Regions from separate parts of the Mus musculus genome. Here region 1 is linked to region 2. Evidence: chromatin contacts called from ENCODE Hi-C data. All regions are on one chromosome and are shown on one strand. The core of a region is the stretch at or near the end of the contact, and the rest is flanking DNA. Distances in the headings are between cores, read along the strand shown.

What was found. Hi-C counts contacts between places; a loop is a spot of excess contacts on that map.
Region 1: a map of heart shows a loop between it and region 2 (2.5-fold over the local background). The contact joins the promoter of Arhgap33 here to the enhancer-like site in region 2. A Hi-C loop is called at or near these places in 1 of 37 maps with a recorded cell type or tissue (heart).

The regions. Positions count from the first base shown.
Region 1 is chr7:30,532,988-30,537,505 of GRCm38, reverse strand. It overlaps Arhgap33 (Rho GTPase activating protein 33), which reads left to right and starts at 2,446. Exons shown (of 22, transcript NM_178252.3): 1 at 2,446-2,580; 2 at 3,294-3,403; 3 at 4,474-4,518. The coding sequence starts at 3,326.
Region 2 is chr7:30,370,470-30,375,153 of GRCm38, reverse strand. No RefSeq gene overlaps it. Among named protein-coding and RNA genes, the nearest start is that of Lrfn3, 10 kb to the right of the region's middle. Within about 2 kb of position 1,478, at least 1 of the 3 ENCODE cell types and tissues checked has a DNase peak (open chromatin) inside an H3K27ac peak, as active enhancers do; it is heart, where a contact is called at or near this core.

The DNA.
Region 1 (4,518 bases), core at 1,197-3,696, 160 kb before region 2:
TGCATGCCTTTAATCCCAGCACTCGGGAGGCAGAGGCAGGCGGATATCTGAGTTCGAGACCAGCCTGGTCTACAAAGTGAATTCCGGGATAGCCAGGGCTATACAGAGAAACCCTGTCTCGAATCCCCCCCCCCAAAAAAAAGAAATATTAGGTACAAATTTTGACTTTTACAAAAGGAAATGAGAAGCTGGGTGGTAGTGGCACACGCCTTTAATCCCAGCACTTGGGAGGCAGAGACAGGCGGATTTCTGAGTTCAAGGCCAGCCTAGTCTACAGAGTGAGTTCCAGGACAGCCAGGGCTACACAGAGAAACCCTGTCTCGAAAAACCATTAAAAAAAAAAAAGGAAGTGAGGAAAATTCCAGGATAGTATGGATGCAATGGTTTGTCTTTTGAAATAGGATCATTTAAGATCTAGGCTCCAACTCACTATGTAACCTAAGCCTGGCTTTGGACTGAGTCTCCTACCTTCACATCCTCAAGTGCTGGGATTACAGATGTGGGCCACCACACCCACCCAGCCTAATCTGTTTTGAAACATTCCCAAAGATGAGTTGGATGGGTGAGTAAAGCAATAAGTAGATGTAAGACAAAATGAATATAGTAAAATGTTTTAATGATAAGAGCTAGCTGGTGGATGTGTGGGTGTCAACTTTCCCTATCTTAGAACTTTTCATAAATAAAATGATGGCAACTATATATGATGAGGGTTAGGTTGAGGGTTTTTGTGTGTGTGTGTGTGTGTGTTTGGTTTGGTTTTTTAAGACAGGGTTTCTGGGATTCTTTAATCTGAGATCAATGTTGTTTTGATATATGTATGGGATTTATGAAGGGAAATGGGATAGATTTCTGACATGCAATTCTCTATGTCAGAAACAAGATAAATGTGGGTTTTCATCCTTTTGAACAAACCACACACTTGATTGAATCAATAAGGAGGTAGCTGTTTAGACACAAGGAACAATAGAAGATATTCACAATAACATCCTGATCAAGTTAAGAGGGGGCACTAGAAGGCTGCCCGAGGAAGTCACACTTAAGCTGAGATTACCTACTTGACCGAGGCCATCTTAACTGTGGCTGGGTAACAAACCACCCCCAAAACTTAGTAGCATCATCACTCATTACACTTATTCCCTCCCCCCACCCAGCACTTTCCATATTTCGCCATCCCAACTAGCTTTTCTCTCGGATGATACATATTTATATTTATTTTGTTCATTATCTTCCCCCATCAGCCTTTGATTTGGAGGTTTTAAATTTTTTTATTTAATGCATACAGGTATTTTGCCTGTGTATATGTTGGGGGTTCCATGTGTGCCTAGTGCCCACAGAGAGCATCTTCTGGACATCTTGGAGCTGTAGCTGGTGAACAGTCATGTGGGTGCTTGGAACAGGGAGTAGAAATCTGAGGACTCTGGAAGAGTAGTCAGTGCTAACTGCTGAGCCATCTCTCCAGTCCCTAATTTGGTTTGTTTGAGACAGATTTTCACTATGCAGCTCAAGCTGGCCTCAAATTCATGATTCTCCTGCACCCACTTTTCCAGTGCTGAGATTACAAACCGAAATCACCTAGTTCATACTAGCCTTTGAGCTTCCATATGGGTAAGGCTGTATTTTTTTTTTTTTTGATTATTGGTATATCCCCGAATTAAATAATCAAAGTCTTTAAAAGCCTGGACCGGGAGCGTGCTACCGAAACGAGAGGCCTGCTCAGGTCCAGATCAGTGAAAGCATCCTTCCGGAAAGGGTGTGGCTGCAATGCTTTCTAGGCACTTCTCTATCGTTTAAAAAAAGAAAAAAGACTGCACCTGGCTTTCTGAGAGGCATGAATGTCATAGCATTCCATACAGAAGCTTTTCCTAGAAAAAGATGTCAAAGGCTAGCCTCAAATAAGCGAATATAGGGAAACAAGGAAAGATGTCCAGTGAATAGGGGGAGGCCAAGTCGCACAGAGCCTAGGGTGGGGACACAGCGGGGTGTGCGAGATCAAAAAGCTTGTGGGCGGGGTCAGGATCAGGACTGACAGCGTGGGGACTGGAGGACCCGCATTTCGAAAAGGCTGCTTGTGGGGGATAGTCGTAGGCGAACCCAATGAAGCACGTCCGAGGAGCGACCGCGGGAGGAAAGGGCAGGCTGCTTAAGGAGAGAAGTGGCGGCAGCGGAGCATAAAGAATACAGGGTTTTATCTCAGGAGGGCCCTGACAGCCAATGCCAACCATCCATGGGCGTGGCGCTGTCAAACTTCGGGGGGTGGGACTGGAGAGACGGGGCGGGGATGGGGGCGGGAAGTAGAGCAGCACTCAAAGCCAATAAGCAGCCGCCTTGTGGGCGGGGCGTAGCCCTCAGGCCAAAACTGGAGCCAATGAGAAGGGCCTCCGCGTGCCCGCTGGCCCGCCCCTCATGGGGCGCGCGCCAGAGACCCCCCCGGCAGCCGTTAGGGGAGGAGCCTGCGACCGCCCGCGCGCGCCTCACGCCCTCCCCTTTGTGTCACCATGGCGGCGGAGGCGGCGGTGGCGAGGACTGCGAACGAGGGCTCGAAAGCCGCCGGGGTCTGAGGAGGCTACCGCGACCATGGTGGTGAGGGGCCCTCGGGGCCATCAGTCTGTGTGTCCGCGTGCCAGTCTGTCCGCGCGGCCCCGCCCTGCGCGCCCCGCCCCCGGCCCCGCCCGAGCCCGCGGCCTGCGCGCCGCCCCTCACCCTTCCTCGCGGTCCCCTACGGTCTCCACCTCGGTGCGGTCCTGGGTCGCGGCCCGGGCCTCGACCCCGCCCCCTCAGCGCACATTTCCTCCCTCCCCCTTCTGGGCCCTGAAAAAGGGGTGACAGTGGCGGAGGATCCGGACTTGAGAAAAGGGGGCTGGTTCAGGGAAGGACCCGCGCGCCCCATGAGGGCTTCCCCCCTGCAGGCGTCTGCCGAGGCTCCCTGGAAACCAGCCCCCACTCCAGCGCCCTCCTCAGCATCCTCATCCCCAGTCACCCTCCCGACCACCACCTCCTGCTCCCAACAGCCCCTTTCTCATTCCTGAGCCCCACCCCCATCTCACTCCATCCCCTGCCTGACCCTTTTCTTCTTCATTTTCATCCCACGCCACGCGCTCTCAATCCCTCCACCGACATCGATCTGAACCTTTATCGAAGTCTCTCCCGCCGCTTCCCGATCCTTACTCGAGGCCAACATCGCGCCTCCCGCCTCCGTTCCACTTGAGCCTTGGGGCTTCTCCATCTCCTTGTCTTCATCTCCCCTCCTCCATACTGCTCCCGCTCATTCATCCATTCATTCCCTCACTCCACAGACATTCACTGAGACCTCCTCTGTGCAGGCCCCATGCTCCAGGCACAGAAACAGTCAGATCCCATCCTGCCTTGGGGAGCTTCATGGGCTGGCAGGGGACAGACTCTGAGGGTGAGACCCAGGGATGAACTTGGGGTTGCAGGGACACGGAGGAGGGAAAAAGCCCAGTCTAGCAAATCCCCGAATCCCCATCTGGCAGCTGGTTATTTTATTCATCAGAGTTGCCCAGTCTATGCCGTGCAACTGGATTGGCACTGCGTGTCAGGGACCCAGAGAAGAATCATACATACAGTACTAACTCTGTGCTGATCTCTGTTGGGCATTGGCGGGGGTGGGGGTGAGGGTGTCAGCCTGGGGCCCTATTTCCAAAGGGAGAGATGAGTTCCTTGCAGGAAGCATCTCAGAGTGAGATGGATAAGCTCAGGTATAGTTGTGTAGTATGGGATGGAGAAAGCCCACAGGATGGGATGGAGACAATTGTCTGAAACAGCCTTAGATGGACAGAGAGGGCTTTCTGAAGGAACACACATGAGGAATGAGGAGGAGAGAACCTAGTGACGGTGTGCAAACCACATTCCAGTCTGAGGAATAGCCTTTGCAAAGGCATAGAAGGTAAATGAGAAGCTGGCACGTGTGTTCTGAAAAGTTCAGAGCTCTGAGAATTGGGGCAGCAGGGGAGAGACAGGACTGGAGTGGCAAACGGAACCCAGCTCAAGGAAGCTTGGCTCTCAGACCTGAGAAGTCCAACCTCATCTAGAATTCCTGAGAGTCACGGAAGCAGGAAAACCAATCACATTTGTACTTTGTGGAAAGCATCATGCCAGGAGGGGGAAAGATTGGGAACAGAAGACTGAGATGTGGACAGTGGCAAGTGACCGTACCCTTGCTGTATGGTTGCTACAGAAGGGTCTTAAACACGCACAGACAGGATCGGCATGCCCTCGCTCCTGTTGCCTGCTCACCCTTGGTCCCTGCACCTCCAGTCCTTCCTCCCAGACCACACAGGAAGAAACAGGCTGACTCCAGCCCAGCACTCATCTCCTGCTGACCTGCCCTTTTACCCCACGCTGCAGGACAGTGTGGAGAGCCTCCTGGCCCAAGGCCCAAGCTTGCAGATAACAATGCTCCTGTTGTTCCCGCTCCCATCTCTGGGGGCCTCTGATTCTCTCTCTGCTCTACAGGCCCGCAGCACTGACAGCCTGGATGGCCCAGGGGAGGGCTCAGTG
Region 2 (4,684 bases), core at 229-2,728:
ACGCATGCACACACAAAGACATTCGTTTCTGTAAAACGAAAAGGAAAGAAGGAGGGGGAACAGGAAAGGTTTCCTTTCTAAAGTCTCACTGTAGTTTTATAACAACCAGGCTAACAAGACTCAAAGCCAACACTGACACTATTAACATTACAGAAAAAGGCTGGGTGGCAGTGGCACACACCTTTAGTGCCAGCGCTCCGGAGTCAGAACAGGCCTTTAATCCCAGAGCATGGGAGGCAGAAGCAAGTGGATCTCTGTGAGTCTGAGGCCAGCCTGGTCTACAGAGCAAGCTTCAGGACAGCCAGAGCTGTTACACCAAGAAATTCTATCTTGGAGGGGGCGGGGACAACAAAAAAAGAAACCCATCAAATTGGACACAGATGAGAGGGAGGGGACACTTATAGAATAAAAGACACAAAGAAACTCCCAACAAATAAAATGTACAGACTCTGGGGGGTTTTTTGTTTGTTCTGTTGTTGTTGTTTTGGTTTTTCGAGACAGGGTTTCTCTGTGTATCCTGGAACTCACTCTGTAGACCCGGCTGGCCTCGAACTCAGAAATCCACCTACCTCTGCCTCCCAAGTGCTGGGATTAAAGGTGTGTGCCACCACTGCCCGGCTGGATTATAATCTGAACAAACCAAGAATTGATAGTTTATAAAAACAATCAGAGATATTGTTAGTTTTATATGTGCTGGCTTTTTTTTTTAAGAACTCAGTGTTTTAGAGATACGTATTTATAGATGAAATTATAGGCTGTCTGGGATTTGCTTTAAACTAATTGGTTGGGGGAGGCGGAATAAATAAAACAAGATTGGCCATATGTTGATAATAATTGAGGCTGGGAGATGGGAACTTGGAGGATCGTTATATAATTCTATTTTTGTGAATAGCTAAACATTACCATAATAGGGTTTTAAAGTGGGGAGGCATGGTTGGAAAGAAAAAGAAAAGAAAGGAAAGATTTTTGTTTTGTTTTTCGTTTTTCTTACTTAGCCACGGCTCTCAGAGAAAAGACTCCCTAGCCAACATGGGACAGTTTAAACACAGGAGAGAAAGCTGGCTAAAGGGGTATTTGCAATGGTGCAAAATGCTGGTCTCTTTATTTGCTCCAGTAAGGAATGCCTTAGACTCTCCAGACTAATCAGCAATTTTGACATCTGCGATTCCTAAACCAGTACTCCGGTCTAATTTTACCGCTAAGGTCCAGTGGGATCAGCAGGCCTCTTGCGCAGCGCCACCCTCTTGGGCAAGGTGCTCGCTCAGTCTCCACATCCCCCAACCATACCCGTACATCCCATGCCTCACCCGCTCTGTGCATTTAGTGAGGCGAGCACTAAAGGGGCGAAACCAGAACAAGGTGAGGCCGAGGGTGTCTGTGATGCCTTCTGGGAAATGTAGTTCTTCCTCCACGCGGGAGCCGACACTTATCTGATAAGCAAGACTACATGTCCTACAATGCGCCGCGCTCACGGCAGCCCCATGGTGTGTTGCTGCCTCCCGGTGGCAGCTAGTTGTTAGGACCGTTAGGACCACGTTTGAAAATTCAGAAGACAGCAGTAGGGGCGGGGACAATGTTGGGAATGCAGAGTCCTCCAGGAACCTCTGGGAAGCCAGTACAGAGATGAGGCTGCGAGACCTGAGCCAAGAAAGGGTTGTAGTAATGAAATTGGAGGAGAGCCCGGTATGAGGATTAAATGAAACCAGGACAGCAACTGTTGGCTGTATGGTTGGTTATTACAGAATAAGCACTTTTCATGTGGCAAAGAACTGCTTCAGAGCTTTACACGTATTAGCTAATTTAATCCTCTCAACGGTCATTCGAGCTATTATCAAACCCTTTTACAGGAGTGAAATTGAGGTCTAGAGAAGAGGCCAGAGACATTCAGCTCGTCTGTGACAGAGCTGGGATTTGAACCCAGGCTGTCAGGCTTCAAAGTCTGTGTCCTTTTGACTACGAATATCTTACTGTCCTTTTGAGCTATTTAAAAATAAAATTATGGTGTGTGTGTGTGTGCACGCGCGCAGGATCCCCCTGTATCTGTCTCCCTAGCCCTGGAATTACCTGTGTAGTAGAATCCGAACTCAGCTCCACATGCATGCATAGCAAGTTCTTTACTCACTGAGCCATCTCCCCAGACCATTTTTAAATTATCTTGAGGTTGTCATTGGCACGAATTGACTCAAAATGGCCATTAGCTTATGAATCTCTGAGTTGGGGATTATCAATGCTCTTCCTTTCCAAATGTAGGACTTAGCCCCATCCCAAGGACAAAGTTTACAACCAACCTACATTTATAATTAGCACATGAATCCACACAGGTTCTATCCATACAAATCAGATGTCTGATTAGCGTTGGATCAGCGGTGGTTTGTGTTGGGAGCTGGAGTCATTATGATTCCATAAGCACACAGATCTGTACACAGACGCTCCTTTGCCTAGAAGCTGATTCTCTTTTGGTCTAGGTGGATTCATCCCATACAGCTTTTATCACGTCCCTGAAGCCCATCACTGTTATCATCAACAGGAAGGCCTTTCCTGATGGAATGCTTATGAGGAGTGTGGTACCTGTTTACCATCATCCCTCAGCGTTACCCTAAAGACTAGTAATGGCTAATCGCCATCATCAACTTGACTGCATTTGGAAGCCCCTGGGAGATTGGTGAAACACACTTCAGAGTGTGTCCATAAAAGCATCTTCAGAGAGAAGTGGCGGGTATTCAAGTTATCCCAAATTGAGAGCATCATTCCACAGGCTAGGAGGCCATAAAAAAGAACCAAGGTCCCAGCATTCCCCTGTTCCAGGTCACCTTCCACAAGCGCTATTCTGATCTGTCCTCTCTGTCATGGTGAACTGGACCCGCTGAAACCAAGACTCAAAATAAGTCATTCCCCCTCAAGTCCTTTCTGTACAGCGTTTTGTCACAGTGCTGGGAAACCTGCAACTAACATACCTACAAGTCAAGGCTGGCTCACTTTGTCCTCCAAGGGATCAAGTTTGAGGTCATGTACTCCAAAGGCAGATGGATAGTGAGGGTGGAACTGGAAACTTCTCCCTGGAGCAGGACTTGATTTAGCAGATGAAGGGAGATTCCCCAGCCCACTGGGGTCTGGGGATGTTTAGTGGTACCTCATGCTCTGCTTATAGACCGTGGCTGGGGTGGGGGGGGCGGGGGGGGGAGCTGGGAACAGTCTCAACTCCTTTTGTATCTCAGATAACTGTGTGACCAGTTCTCTGCAGTAAAATGTGGGCAGGAGGACAGTAGATCCCCTCTGGACAACTTGAAGAAACCAGCAACTCTCCATCCTACCCCCTCCCACCTGCCAGGTGAAACCAATCATCCTGAGCCCCAGGATATAGTAGGGTCACAATATGAATGAGTGTGGTGTGTGAGTCACCAAATGGAGGACACCAGAACACTTGTAAGAAACAAAATACGAGGGCTCAAGAGATGACTCGGGGGTCAAGAGCACTAGCTGCTCTTCCAGAGCTCCTGAGTTCAATTCCCAACACCCACATGGTGGCTCACAACCATCTGTAATGGTATCCAATGCCCTCTTCTAGTGTGTCTGAAGACAGCTACAGCGTACTCATATAAATAAAATAAATAAACCTAAAAAAATAAAAGAAACAAATTATGGCACTGGTGAGATTGGTGCAGCAGGTAGCATTTGTTGAGCAAGACTGATGGCCCAAGTTCAAACCCCAGTCCCTAATAATGGTAGACAGGGCAGCTAGATTTAACTCAGTGATAGAAGGATTGCCTGCTTGGGCTGAGCCCTGGGTTCCATCTCCAATACCACCAAAAGAAAAATGAAAATTTTCTAGGCATGGCAGTGCACATTTTTAATCCCAGTACTCAGGCAGCTGTATATCTATCTCTATGAGTTGCAGGCCAGCCTGGGCTACACTCTGAGTTCCGGGGCAGCCAGAGCTACATAATAAGACCCTGAATCAAAAGAAAAAAGCAGCTGGGATGAGAGAACCAATTCCAGAAAGTTGTTCTCTGACCTCTACGCAGGCACCAAACCATGTGTGCCCCTCCCCCCCCACTCCCCACGTGTTCACATACACAATAGTAAGTAAAGTTTAGGAAATAATAAAAGAAACACGATGTTGTATAAAGTCAGTGGAATCCAGGAAGCTGTGTTACAGCAGCTAGCATTGCGCTAATACACTGACTTTTCCCATGTGGGCCTCTGGTATCCATAAATCTTGAGTCACTGTGCTAAATGAGCCTCAGATCTCCATTGTGATATTCTGTGACGCTCCCTGCCCTCGGGGACCGGGGACCGTTAGCTGCTGTTGGTCCAGGAAGCAAAGGGAACAGAGACAAAGGGGGACGGTTGGATGGGGGTCGGGGGTTGGAAGCCCCATCAGTGCATGCGATGAATGATCATACCAGGACCAGCTTTGGGGAGTCAGATCAACTTTACTTGGGGTGATTCAAGACTTTGGGGGACTGGGAGTAGGAACATCCAGGATGGGCAAAGGTCACTGGCTGAGGGCTTGGGGTACTGAAATGTCTCATTAGCATGGCGAAGCATTTCAGGAATCTCAGGTGCCAGCTGAACATGTTCTCATTAGGAGAAAAGAAGTCGGTCCTGTAACCTAAGGCCACATGACATTCTGCAGGTAGAAGGTTTTGAACTCCCCAGACAAGGTCAGAGAAGGAAAAGTCCT